Regions from separate parts of the Homo sapiens genome. Here region 1 is linked to region 2. Evidence: chromatin contacts called from ENCODE Hi-C or POLR2A ChIA-PET data. All regions are on one chromosome and are shown on one strand. The core of a region is the stretch at or near the end of the contact, and the rest is flanking DNA. Distances in the headings are between cores, read along the strand shown. Region 1 holds the start of SPINK1 (serine peptidase inhibitor Kazal type 1). Region 2 holds the start of JAKMIP2 (janus kinase and microtubule interacting protein 2).

What was found. A loop is a pair of places that touch in the nucleus more often than their neighbours do. ChIA-PET counts read pairs that join two places held with the same protein, here RNA polymerase II (POLR2A). Pooled maps may share reads with other maps.
Region 1: a loop to region 2 is called in a map of Caco-2, with 4 times the contacts of the local background. The contact joins the promoter of SPINK1 here to the promoter of JAKMIP2 in region 2. A Hi-C loop is called at or near these places in 6 of 168 maps with a recorded cell type or tissue (CD4-positive, alpha-beta T cell, CD8-positive, alpha-beta T cell, Caco-2 and 3 more) and 10 of 50 pooled maps. POLR2A ChIA-PET finds 5 or more read pairs at or near these places in 5 of 52 experiments (H1, WTC11 and activated T-cell).

What each region holds. Positions count from the first base shown.
Region 1 is chr5:147,829,252-147,836,047 of GRCh38, forward strand. It overlaps SPINK1 (serine peptidase inhibitor Kazal type 1), which reads right to left and starts at 2,420. Exons shown (of 4, transcript NM_001379610.1): 1 at 2,272-2,420; 2 at 348-379. The coding sequence starts at 2,326. LOC124901101 (a long non-coding RNA gene) reads left to right here and starts at 1,254. Exons shown (of 2, transcript XR_007058987.1): 1 at 1,254-1,619; 2 at 2,158-2,360.
Region 2 is chr5:147,777,985-147,785,412 of GRCh38, forward strand. It overlaps JAKMIP2 (janus kinase and microtubule interacting protein 2), which reads right to left and starts at 4,744. Exons shown (of 22, transcript NM_001270941.2): 1 at 4,472-4,744.

The DNA of each region.
Region 1 (6,796 bases), core at 1,170-3,669, 49 kb after region 2:
CCAACATGGTCAAACTGGCTGTAAGGAGGAAGGGCTACTTGGAGTGAAGTTGAGAAGGCTTCCACCCCAAATACTTGTCTACAGCTATCACTAGTCTATATAAAAACCCCTTCACAGCAAGCACTGTAGGACTATATGGAACTTGCTTATACATCAGTGAAATTGTCCTTCAATATACGCCTGTGGGTTGGAACTACTACTACCATTTGCATTTCTCACGTTAACCCTCCCTAGCATTCATACTCCTCTTAACTTCAGGCTAAACTGAAAGGTGACAGCAAGGCTGCATTTTTGTTGGATCAAACTGTTCCAGTCTGAGAAATAAGAAATTACAAATATCTCTTTACCTCTCTTCCCAGGGAGTCAGCTCCAGTGTTACCTAGAAATAAATCAGATATGGTAAGTTGGGTCCTAAATGAAAGAAGTCAGATCTATTCTTCATCAGAATTCTCTGCTTTCATTGCAGACTGTGACTTCTTTACTAGGCTCTTTCATTCCCCACCCTTTCTGATTTCTCTAATCTTCCAAAAGTATCTGACTGATTTTCCTGTACCCCTTCCTTGGCAAAACCTTAAAAAGTTTGAGTAAAACTTTGATTATGACCAAAGTATCTCGATTTGATGTTTTAGGAAGTTGATCTATTTCCTTGAAAACAGAAATTATGCACTTACTGCTGGAAATGAATCAGGCACTGAGCAAATTATCTTTTGAATACTCACAAACATTCTCAAAACCAGTTACTAGATCTTTAATCTCACAATTAGTGAAGTATAATTTTTATCTCAGTTTACAGATGAAAGTATGGAGAGTTTTTATAACTAGCTGTGAAACAGTTATCATAAGCAGTAACCAGGTCTTCTGATGCAAAGTTAGCTTTTTCAATTACATTTAAATTCCCTTTTGTAAGTATTGTTGAAAAAATAGAGTTCTTTTGCCAACTCACTATCAGTTCCCAAAGAGCTATTTCCAACAATTGCATCATATGGACTATGGGTCTAACTCACATTTGTTGAATTTACAGGTAGTCAAAATAGCTAATCTCTATTCCCCCAGAAAATAGCAGAGGTTTTGCTGACAACATATAGGAAATGATAACTGTGGATAAGTTCATGGAAGGGAAAGGGAACTAATATGATAGCAATCAAATAAGGAAACATTCCTGAAAATTAATTTTAATATCATCAATCTTTGAGGTGATCTGAGCAAAGAGGTAGTTCTTTGTATCTAAATGTAATGAAAATTAGTGAGGCATCTATGAGCTTGGAGAATTTCCCCCGGGATAGTCAGAACTTGATGTTGTTGGGGGCCCACTGGCTTTTAGAATCTAGTTGAGTCTAAAAACTGAAGAGCAGGTGCTCATCACAGGCATCTATTTGTATTAATTAACATGCATGAGGAGGGGGAAAGGGAACACTGACTGTTGCCATAAATATTCAGCAAATAAAACAAACAATATTCTTCCTCTTCTTAGCAAAGTGCTGATTTGGCTCTCCACAGGATCCTTCACTACATGAGAGGTGAAGTTGAAAATGTTAACCATTTCCAGTGATAAAAAGGAAACTGATCTTGGCTCTGCGGGTTCAGAGTTGTCTGTCAACATTGTCAAGATGCAGTTGGAGGTATATGTGCACCATCTATTCAAGCAGAATATTTTCTTTCAAAACATTCAAAATGTGTAATGTAAATACACAAAATGCAATTTTTGTATTTCCAGATACTAATAAGAAATACCAGGAATTGAAAATAAAAAATTCCCTTTATATCACATATATTAGCTATTCAGGGATAAATCTGACAAACTATACATGATTCAAGTACACTGAAACCTATACAATAAAAAAATAAATTTTTAATCAGTCAAATTATGCCTTTTATACTGAATAACTGGAAGCCATTTATCTATTTTATGCAATCCCATGAGAATTTAAAATTTGTAATTTGGCCTTACACATTTACAGAATGAGAAGTATACTTAAAGTTAAAATATTTTTACCCTTTTTTCTCTACCATATCCCAACAAAGGGTCAGCCACATCAATAGAGGAAAACCATTTTATTTCTGGGAATTTCTTACTAGTAGAATTGTTTTCCTTATAGTAGGTTAAAAATTCCTCTTAAAAAATAATTCTTACCTGTTGATTTTATTTCATCTCATTAGGTCCAAAACATCTCTCGAAGACTAGACTACATCAAAAGTCTAGAAGATAATGTGCTTCACAAAGCAACAGGTCAAAACAGTTTTATTTAAATTTGAAAAATATGCAACACTTACCAGATAGACTCAACAGGGCCAAGGCACTGAGAAGAAAGATGCCTGTTACCTTCATGGCTGAAGTTCTGCGTCCAGAGGTCAGTTGAAAACTGCACCGCACTTACCACGTCTCTTCAGAAGCCTGGGACTGGAAGGGTCATATGGCAGATGGCAGCAAGGCCCCACCTACTGGGCTATATCACAGATCTCCCTGGTTATTGATTGACTCTGTGTCATAGCCTGGCCTCCAGGTTCTGGGAATGTCACCTGTGTAAGAAAGGTGAAAGGAGCCAGGTGGGCCTGAAACATGCAAGGCAAAGATTCTGTCAGGAAAATAGTTCTAGTGGTTAGTTTGATCCCTAACTCCCTCTGTGGTTGTGGGAAAGTCATTCCCTTCTCAAGCCTGTTTTCTCACCTGTAAGATGAACTCAAAGATCCCTTCTACTCTGTAGTTCTGGATAGATGAGCAGGTATGGATAGCTACTAGAAAGAATTTTATTCCAAGTAGGGTAAAACCTCTCCATTCTTTTTTCCTTTCCTCCACTCTTCCTTTCTTATTCTTCTTTCTCTTTTCTCTATTTTTCCCTCACTCATTCACAAAACCTAAAGTAGCTGATGGAGTGGCAGATGAGAGGGAAAGAGAAAGCAAGAGAGAGAGAGGACTCAGTTCCCTAAAGCGTGTATTCTGGAGCTAGAGGGTGCTTGTTGGAGCCACTTTTGCTGTGCTTCTGTGTATTCATCTGGAAATTAAAATAATAATAACACCTAATTCAAAGGGTTACTCTTTCATCTGAGAATATGTGCTGGGTAAAAGAGAATATGTGCTGGATATCTACCATGTGTTATTAGAAGAGAATTCTCCATCCTCTCTCATGTTTTGGTGTGTCTTATGAGTAGAGGTACTGATAACCTTTGTTTCAGACTATCTTTTTAAGGGTGTTTATATAACAAACGACCTTAGAAAATACGTAATGTCTCCCTCTGCACCAAAAGGCAGGTTTGTTTACTGTTTAGTGTAATAAAGTTAATATCTCCTTCTAGGGCAAAGACCATGTTAATTGCCCTTTACAAAAGATTTCGGGTTTTTAAAAGCTTGGCCTTTCTTTCCTTTAACACACTGTACTTTCCCTGCAACTATCACTTGATGCCCCTTAAATTGGCCTGTGGAAATTGGGGCTTGGGAAACCAGAACAAATTCCAATACTCTGGCTGTTGCTATGGAATAATTAAGTCCCTTTTCTCTGAGCCAGGAGTCTGTGCCTTCTGCCAGAAACCATTATAATGTGGCAGGCTAACTTCTTAGCTTCCAAGTAGGATAAAATCTCAAACCCTTCCCAAGTCATGACAAGAACTGTATTTATCTCTTAAGACAGATCAGTAAATAAAAATAACAATCTCTGTCTTCATGGAGCTTCCATTGCCTTTTTGTTGAGGGAGGCAAGTGACAAAAAATAATAAGTGATTATAAAATATATCAGATAAATATTATGGAGAAAAGGACAAGAAGGATAAGGGTGCTGGAGGGTTAAGGAGATATGTATCATAGCGTAATCAGAGAAGGTCTTGCTTTTCAGGTGATATCACACAGAGACATGAAGGAAATGAGGATTTGAACTATGCATTTATTCCAAGGATGTGCATTCCAGACAGAGAGAATAGTAAGCGCAAAGGTTCTGAGGCTGACGCTGGTTTGACATGTTTGAGAAACATCCAGGAGGACACTCTGGCTTGAGCAAAGTGATAGAGGGCAAAATGGGAGATGAAATAATGGAAGCAGTGAGGGTCTAAATCTAGTGCAGTCTAGAGTAAGGACTTTGGTTTTTATCAAAGGGAAGCTTTGGAAGTGTTTAGTTCTTGAAATCACTATTTGGATGTTTTACAGCTACCTCAAATCTAATATGTTCCATACTACTATTTTGATCTTTCACCACAATATTTTTGTCTCTATTCTCCCTACAGCTTCTTTTCTTTCCAGTAGATCACTCAAGCCCAAACCTCGTTGTTCTCCCTGATATTTCCCTTTCCCCTTTCTATGCATCATCTTCCACACTTAATTTGCTACCAAGTTCTCTTCTTGGATTCATGTTCAAAATAACCTCAATCCTGGACACTTCTCATTAGCTTCCACTGTCATATCTAAGACAATGCCATCCTTTCCCCCTGGGTTTCTGCATTTCCTGCAAAGAGTTTCTCAATATTTGTTGTTATTTCTTCCTTAAAGCTGCTGCCCATAGAAAGGCCCATAGGGATCTTTATGGACTGCAAATTTGATCATGTATCTGTCCAGTTTCTCATTGTTCAGAATGCTCAGGAAGAATTTAGGTCCTGTATGACTTGGCTCCTTTCTATCTTTATTCCCCAAGAGATTCTTCCTTGCTCAATCTGGTCATTTCCTTGCTACGTTGGTCATTTCTCTGTTACCCTTTACTAGGACCAACAAAACAAAATAATACAAAACAGCTTTTCACCTTCTAAGGTTAAAAGGTTAAGTGGTATTTTCTCAAGAAGCCATTCTTTCTGGGTCTTCCTTTACTTCTTTCTGCATCTAGATTATTCCCTCCTATTGTACGATCTTCATAAAACCCTTCATTGCACTTAAAATAATTCCAACTCTATAGCTATTCATACGATTATTATGTAATATCTTTATTTTTAGGGAGTAAATACAGTTGCTTTATTTATTGTAGCACCTAACAAAGTGTCTGGAAAATAGTTGATACTAAATAAATATTTGCTAAAAACATAAATTAAGTGATAAATGTATATATTTCTGAAGACCAAGGTTTATGCCTTGTTCACTTCTGTGTCTCCGGTGCCTCCGGTTGAGTAGCCATTCATTGGTTCACCATTCGGCCTTTTATTCATTCAACTATTAATATATTCAAATATTCATCAAGTCCTTACTATACAAAAATTTTTGGCTGAGTGCTAGGGAAATGGATATGATGTCTGCCCTCATGGAGTTTAGTCTTAGCATTGATAGATGTTGGTTGGATCATATTTGATTTGATTTGAGATGAAAATATATTGGTTCTTTTCATCTCAAATCATTATTTAAATAGTAGTTTTGTGACCAGTAAGAAACTTCCAATAACCACTGTTAAGGAAGGTTCATATATGAGAAAAGGATTTTTTTCTTGGGTCTCACAAGCAGTGTGGGGAGAAGGGAATTGGCTGGGATCTGGTCACAGAAACTCATTAGATAATAATAGCAGCAGTAATAACTTTAGATTTAGGCCTGCCTGATGCCAAAGCCTGGACTTTTTTCACCAAACAGTGCTTTTTAAACATTTTGACTGTGAACCTAAAGTAAAAATTTTGAGTTATGGCCTAGCATATGCATTATATGTAGATATGTGAGCAGACAAATACAGTTGTTAAAAAATAAAACAGTCTTATTATATGTGAGGACTCTTGATAGATTTTTTTATTCTATTCCATCCCAGTTTGCCAATCCTAATCTGTGATTAGAAAAAACATTTCACTACAGAAACATATCCTATGGACCCTAGACAATCTTGTTTTTTAAATCACTACAATACTAAGATGAATTCTAGTTAAAAACTGGCCCTAAATTTGTGATAGGGAATGGCCCTTTGCAGACAACAAGTTAAAGAGGATAAAAAAAACCCATGGAGAAAGGGGCCTGTCTCCAATTATAAATCTGCCATTTCAACTGTGACATGAGTGGGCAAAACAGTTTTCTCAACTACAAAAATACACATCATACAGTGTTCATTTGGTGTGAGAATAAACCAAGAAACCATAAGTAAATATTGTGCAAAAATATTATTCCTCACATGTCCAGGAATTATAATTGCTAGCTAGTAATAATATCACCCTCCTTCCATGAATTAGAACAATAGAAAATATACTGAGGCCTCATACAATCAATTCTTGACAGAATAAATATTGTTTGCCCCGGGAGATGAGGAGTGCATTGACCAGAGAAATCCTGCCACCGTGCTAGACTATTAGTCATATTGAATGTGTTTACATTGCTCAACCTTGTGTACATTTTTTCCTTTTCTTCTTTACTGCTCTGAGTACATATTTATGCATGTCTATCTTTGGGAACTCAAGTAAACATATTATGACCTACTCCCCTCTGATTCAAGGACTAATTATTCACCTGAGTAAAGAGTGATGACAAAACTCAAGAGAACTGCTCTAATGGATGTTGATAATACATGTTGGAATGGGGATATTGGGCTGGCACCTGTTGATTTTCACATTCTGTGCCCAAAGTTTAACTAGTAAGAAAAAAATGACAGAAACTAGAGATATACAGCTTATTATATTTAGAGACCTCCTTGACATTTGGAGACCTCCTTGACATAGCTGCAACTTAATTCTTCAACTTTTATTTTTCATTATTTAGGGAACTTCATGGCTTTTCATAAATGACCTCTTGTTTTTATTCCACTGCTTGTTCTCCAAATAGGTTGCATGTGTACCTATTTGCTGTACCCATCCTCTACAGCTTGGGTAAAATGTCTGTGGTGCTTGATGCAATTAGGAAAGATTTACTCACTTTCCTTTGCCT
Region 2 (7,428 bases), core at 3,494-5,993:
CATTTTTACTTTTAAGAATGTGTAGGTGGAGAGATAATTAGGACATATAGGTAGGAGGTGGCATAACTTTTTTCAAGATTCAGGACCTACAGGAATTTTAATCAGATCCTAAACACGGAAAAAAATGGTCACCTCCCAACCTCTATGTCATTAAAAACAAAAACAATATTTATCTATAAAATAAGTGCATATTAGCCCAACAAAGTTCTGATTTTCACCCAAACAAATGCTTCTACGTTTTTCTGATATATCAAGAAGCCTAGATTTTCTCTAAAATGCTTTTTGTGTGTGTGAGCCTTTTTTTGTTTTGTTTTGCTTTGTTTTTGTTTTTTGTTTTTTTGCCTGATACCCTAAGCACATAGTTAGTGTATTTGGCAATTAAATATGGCCAAAGAACAAATTTTGGTACCTGAAATATTCAAATAAAATGAGCCACACAACACAGATTAGTAAATTGAATTAAAATTATCTTACCAATTAAAATTCAAATTGGTAAGATAATTTGCTACCTTTCTACTGTTGTAGTTTGTGCTCATGAGACTAGGGATCCAGCCTGTTACACCACTCACCAAACACAAATTTGGACAAGTCTAACCTCCCTGAATCTGTTTCCACTTATTTTAAATAATTATTACGACACTAGCTTTGCTGATAATGATAGAATTGAAATGATAGAATATAAACTGAAATTGATAGAATATAAAATGAAAAAGAATGGAAAAATGACAGAATCATAAAAACTTGTAATAATATAAGGTGAAGTGATGGTACTAATTACAACTATATTGTTTTCAACATTAACTGTTTCATGGATGTATATCTTATATTCTCCAAGGAAATTCTTTCTTGCTAGCATACGCAAATGCTGCTAGTCATATAAAACCTCTACAAATAGTTGTTAGTCAATTTATTAATTTATCCTGCTTGAAAGCACATTTTCCCTTGATAGAATAATAGTGGAATGTGTAAACAGGGAATTGCAACACACTTCACAGAGTAACAACCAAGTATAAACCTAATTTATGTCTTTCAGTAAAAGACCATCATTGCGTTATTTATGTTAAAACTTCCACAGTAAGCTCCAACCATGAGAAACAAAGCATTGACTTTTCATGAACCAAAAAGAAATGTAGAAAACTGTTAGACTCTCCAAATATTGCCTAAGTCATCCTGAAGCGGACTTGTAGCAGGCACATAAAATCAAAATATGTTCTGATGTCACTTGAAATAAGAAACATCCTATTACAAAGTGAGAAATTAATTAGTGTGTCTTAATTAAAACAAGTTTTACTAAAGACTTACATACCAATCAAAATATTTAACTTTAATATTCTAACATGAATGACATTTTTAAGATAGCATTTGAGTGGAAGATTAGTTTGTTAAACAGCACATTTAAACATTAATTTGTATATACCTTTCATATAATTTGTTTTTTTAAAAAAAACAACTTGATGGCCCTTGAATTACTTTGTACAAAGACCCCATTAAATAACACAGTACATTTTTCAAAATTAACTATACAATATGAAATAATTTTAATATAGGTATTTGACATCATACTCCATAAAGCTGCTGAGAAAGAAGGGCTCTTATGAACAGGTAAATGTTCAGTTTCCTGAATTCTGGCAGGATTACATGTAAATTTCTCTAAGAAGATGATCAGCTGATTTCTTTACAAATACCTAGAACCTGTAATTTAGAAGTCAACTACAAAATGGAGTCTTACTGTTATAACCTAGAAGTGTCTTATCTTAAACAACTAATGTACTCTCTCAAATAAATGACTCACTCTAGAAAAAGCAAGAGAAGTTCTTGAGAAGGAAATCTAGTACATCCTAGACAAATGCATATCTAGGTCATACTTTTGGAGGTTTTGATGAGAGAAGAATTCATTGCTTTATCTGATTAGCCAGTTGACTACTCACACTTACTATGAGGAACTTCTACATTTGCATATTTCTCATCTTCATAATTCCTCATAAAGTTGAAGCCCATTGACTACATTTGAGGTTCCAAAAAATAGCAATAAGCAATGTCCTGTGCTTATGCCCCATGCTTAGCTTATCTGAAACAAACGATTGCCATATTTCATTTTTCTCTTCTCTAAATGAAATGATCCTAGCTTTTAAAAATCTTTCCTCAGAGAGTTCAACTTCTAGTGCTTGAAACACACTTCACTTTTCTATGGCCCCTTAGCAAAGGCCATATAATTGTCTTAAATAGTGGGGTCAAAAGCTAGACCTGTATTTCTATCAGGGTAATAGCTGACACATAGCTGAAACAGGCTATCTACAAGGAGTTTTAAGCACATGGCCTAAGGGATTTGCCTCTGTTCAAACTGTACCAACTTTGCCTATAAAACCACCTCCAAATGAAAACTCAAAAAAAAGAAACAAAAACAAAGCCCCAGGATATCTGCTTTCATTGCATGAAATGGGGTCAACTAGTACAAATCTTAATTTTTTAAGTGTGCTATAGGCATATCTAACATTTTAATTTTTGGAAGTCAAGTGTTATCACTAAAAGATTCAGGATGCAATGTGTTATACAATTTGTTATAACATACAAGCCCAGTACCTCTTTCCTTGCCCTACTTCATATAGTTGTTAAAATTAGGCACAAAGTAGCATGAGTTTACAAAGCTATGGATCTATAATATATAACATGCTATGAGCACATGCACAATTGAGTCACCAAGGGCCCTTCTCATGTATAAACCAAATAGAACAATTATTCTCAGCAAAATTAAACTATAAACCTGGTTCAAATACATGTGAAAATTATAAATGTGGGGGGTGTATGTAGAATCAGATGCAAGACTAAAGACCCAAACAATTGTTATTTTACATTGTAAAAAATGTCTGTACTGACAATGATATTGTTAGAGAAGAGAATAATGGATAAAACTATAATAGCCCATGTGGTAAATGTAATATTACTAATACACTTTACCTACATAATTTTTTCTGGCTTTAATTCAATGAAATCCATTATCCTGGGCGGGAATGGAACCTCCTCATCTCACGCATCTTTAGTCTCCTGAACTGCCTTAAAGCCTTGACATAATAAAAGGTCAAGCAGATCCCAGTAAGCATTTGTAAATTACAATAGACCCCCATTTCAGCTACAAGCCACACATTCTCCTGCTCGCTTTGCTCACTCTCTGGTTTCATTTCATTGTATAAGCAGACTAATTTGGAAACGGCTGGGCTAGGGTGCTTGGGAATACCTAGATTTTCAAAACAATCCTACTTTCCTACTTAATTATTTACAGAAGGAGACCCTTAATACAACATCTGAGAGAACTGTGAAATGGTTCCTGGATACTGAAGGAATGAACATCAGATAGCAGCACTATTAAATAAAATGAATACATTTCACCTTCCAGCTTAGCTGTGCTTCCTGGGACACAAGGCACAAACATGAAAAGGTTGGGGTGGCATTTCAAGAAAACTGATTTGCTTCAACATTGATTTGGTAAGATGCTAGACACAAAATAATACCACAAACCGCCTCCCATTCCCATCATTGTAAATTCAGAGTCCTCAATATCATCCCCCACAAACCCAATTAAAAATAAAGAGGCAGGCTACAAATTTGCATCTAGTTCTATGACACAGATCAAACGATAGGCATCTGTTCCAATCGGTCACAATGAAACTAAGGGACAATAACCAGAGTAAATTTCACATTAATCCAAATAAAGCCAATGAATAATAATATAAACCAGAAGCATAGTTTCAAAAACATGCAATTACTTCCAGGCATGCAAGGACATATGTAACCCATAAAAATGGTTGCAAAGCACACCCTACATATAAATATGCTTCATAAATGCAATATAAATGCTAAGTGACATGTGTATATATGATCTGTATATCCATAAGATATACATGTGTAAGTTCACAGTCAAATCTACGTATAAAATAAAACTGGGTCTTGCAAATGATTTCTCAACAAGAGTATATTAGAATATAAAATAAAATGTCAAATTCTGGGGCCACTTTTTCTAAGCAATCAATAAAATAAGCAAAACCACCTTATAATGAGTCTGGTAAGCTTATGAGACACCAAATGTATTTCTGAAGAAGGCCCAACCCTGTATGTGAGAGCTGCAAATGAAATGATTCCTTTCAATAACACCCTCTTCTTGTTGTTAGCTCTTTTTCCAACCCCTGATGCTGTTGCTAAGCTTAGGAAAAAAGGCACCAAGTGGCTCAGTCTGCATTCTGAGCCAGTTAGAGATAAAATCAGAACACCATTTTTTTTTTTTAAACACAAGAGGTTGTCTTCTCACTTCTCTCTTCCTGGCAAGCTTCCTCTCCCTCCATCCTCATCTCTGTCTCCACATCTCCCCCTTCTAGTCTGAGGCACGGGAGTCATTGTTCAAGTTCAGGCCAGAAATGTATACACAGGTCAAATAAGAACACTCTAAACCAAGAAGGGAGCCCTACTGTTTCCTACTCACCATGCTGAGACCCGGAGAAGCTGTTTAAAGGAGGGAGAGATGCAAACTGAATCCATTTTCCTTGTGACCGAGTCGGATGCAGCCTCCGAACCCAACATCAGCAGTGGCTGCCGGTTTTTTTTTTCCCTCTGTCTCTGGTTGGCGATGGTGCGAATAGGAACCACCCTTCCAGCCCCACTAGAGTATCAGCAATAGAGGCGGCGGCGGCGGCAGCAGCAGCAGCAGCAGCATCACCAGTTGGGCCTCCTCCCTCTCGGAGGATGGGGTGAGCTCGGAAGCAGCCAGGAACTTGCAGCAGACACCTCCTCTGGCTCCTCCTCTCTCTCTCCCCCTCCCCCAGTGCCCCACCCCTGCTGCGGTAGAGGCTGCTGGCCCGGCAGCTGCTGGTTGCCATGGCAATGACCAATGATAAGCGACCAAGCTCAGGGGGAGGGGAGATGGGCGAAGCAAGCTGCAGGGTCTGGAGGGGAGTGAATTTGTGCTGCTGCCCTCTAGGATGCTCTTGATGTCTCCTACCCTGAACTCCAGGTCTTTTTAAAAATGGGGCAAGGGGGGCTAGGCACGGGGAGAGAATAATTAAAATTTAATTGAAATCTAGATAGAAACATACCAACGGCTTAGCTATTTTTTGCATTTTCTGTGGTTTTCCAATAAAAAGTATGAAATTTATTATCAGAAAAATAACAACAAATGTGGAGAAAATTATGTCGCATAATAGCAGATTATTATTACTTCCAAACGTGTTCGTCCTTTATAGCATCTTTTACTCAATACCAGGCAACAAGGTTTTTAGAAAGCAAACGGAGTGGCTGGACTTTGTAATAAATTAAGAGTCTGGTTGATTCCTTTGCACTACTCCCGGCTTGTTCTCAGGTGAGTTACTTGGTTTCACTGTTTTTCCAGCTACCCTTCTGAACAGGACTTGGAGGTAATTGACACATCCCTGAGGAAAAGTAAGTTTGGATAGAGACCGAAATTCCTTTCAACAACCACTATTCTCGGTAGCACAAGTTGGTGGACAGTTCCCAATCTTTTTAGTGTCAAACTCCTGGAGCATTCAATTTCCTGCAGGCAATTCCTGTCGTTTTCATGGATGCCTTTTTGGAGTTCCGAAGTCAGTTGGCAGTCAGGGTGGTGGGCAGGAAAAGGGGGAAGTGAAATCAGCAATGTCCAGTTCTAGGCGAGTTCTGTTTCTAACTATAAATTATAGATGACACCAGTATTTATCTCGTGGAGGGGTTGTAAAGATTGAATGAGATAATGCACTAAAAGCACTTGGCATATAGTAAGTGTACAATAAATATTTACTATTAGCAGCATAGTAGTACATTGCAGCCATCTCTTAATCTAAGGGTTTAAGGGGAATAACATGGCAATTTCAGGTAGGAGAAAAAATTAAGATGAGAAAATCCAAAGTACGTAATAACCATGATGATGATGGCAAAGACAGAGAGGCCCTAAGAGATTAAGTGTTCTCTACATCTTGATATTTGAGGACATTGTAAATCTCAGAGGAGTTAGATACATTTCCCAAATTCACAACTGATAAACGACAGAACCGGAATCAAAATGGACTCTTCTAACACTTACATTTGCTCTCCTAACCACCACACTTTTCTGCCACTCCTCCATAAAATGGAAATAATCTTTGTTCTTAATCCACAGAGTTATTTACAGGTTCAAATGGGTTTAACACAAGTTCCAGAGTCAGACGATCTAGGCTCCATTCCTAGCGCCAGTATTTACTATAGGTATAATCTGGAACATATTTATTAACTTCCTCAAATCTATGTTTCTTCATCTGTAAAAAGAAATAATCACAGAACCTCATGAGTCATTACAAAAATTAAACTAGATGACGTGTGTAAAATGTACGGTCTTTAGCAGATAGGAAATGTTCAATAAATGTAGCTACAGTTACTTGTTACTCATTTGTAAGTAACTAATATTAAAACATGAGAAGACTTTTTCCTGCATGGTGTCACTCTTAATGTCAGGGGCTTCTTCTAATAAAACTGGCTTGAAGATAACTAGGTGATGAGGAAAGAGTTGCAGCAGTTCCCCAGCACGTGACACTGGCTTTCCATCCACTTGGTGGGAAAGCCTGCAACCTCCTTTGTGCAGCTAGTGTCCCCTGCCTTCTGTCAAAGTCTCAGCAGCCACACAACCTGCACACACTTCCAAGTCAGCATCACCTATGTGTAATGTGTAACATAAAGGAATGGGATGTGATCATCTCGCTTCTTTTTGTATTCCTGTATTTTATCTTCTGCTTTCTCTGCAGAGATGTTCTTGTAAGTAAGCAGACCAGGAAGCTGCAGGCTGTAGAAGTTATGACACACTAGATGACAGAACCCTCCACACTGTCCTCGGGACAGCATTTCATCCTTAGCGCTAGGAGCCAAATGTCTAGGGGTGGGTGATTCTAGTTTTTCCTCTCCTCCCATCAACATAAAACAGCTGGTCAAGAGTCAATTGGTAAGAGAAAAGTTTGGTGTTTCCTATCTGAAGAAGTATCCAGTTTAACCATTCAAATACAACTTACTCATTTGTTTTTGGTCACGTCCAGGCAGCACTGTTATCATTATTTAATAATAGTTTTCCCTTATTTGCTTTAATTATTTATGATTTACTTGATTTGCTATTTATTCATTTTTTAATGAAATGTTTCTCTGACTTCAGCAAAACATAAATGAAAATTGACATGGTAAAGATAATGGACCCATATGAAGGAAACGAAAACAAATTCTTAATTTTTTTAGTAAAACAAAGACTTCAACTTTATTTATAATAATTTTTAATTTAAAAAGAAACATTAAAACTCTCACCTCTCTATTACCATCCCCTCTCATACCATGTTCTATTTTTCTATATACTATATATAAAATTAATATGAATAATATACTATGGGATAATATAACATTGCTTAATGTGGCATGCTATACTATAATGTGTAC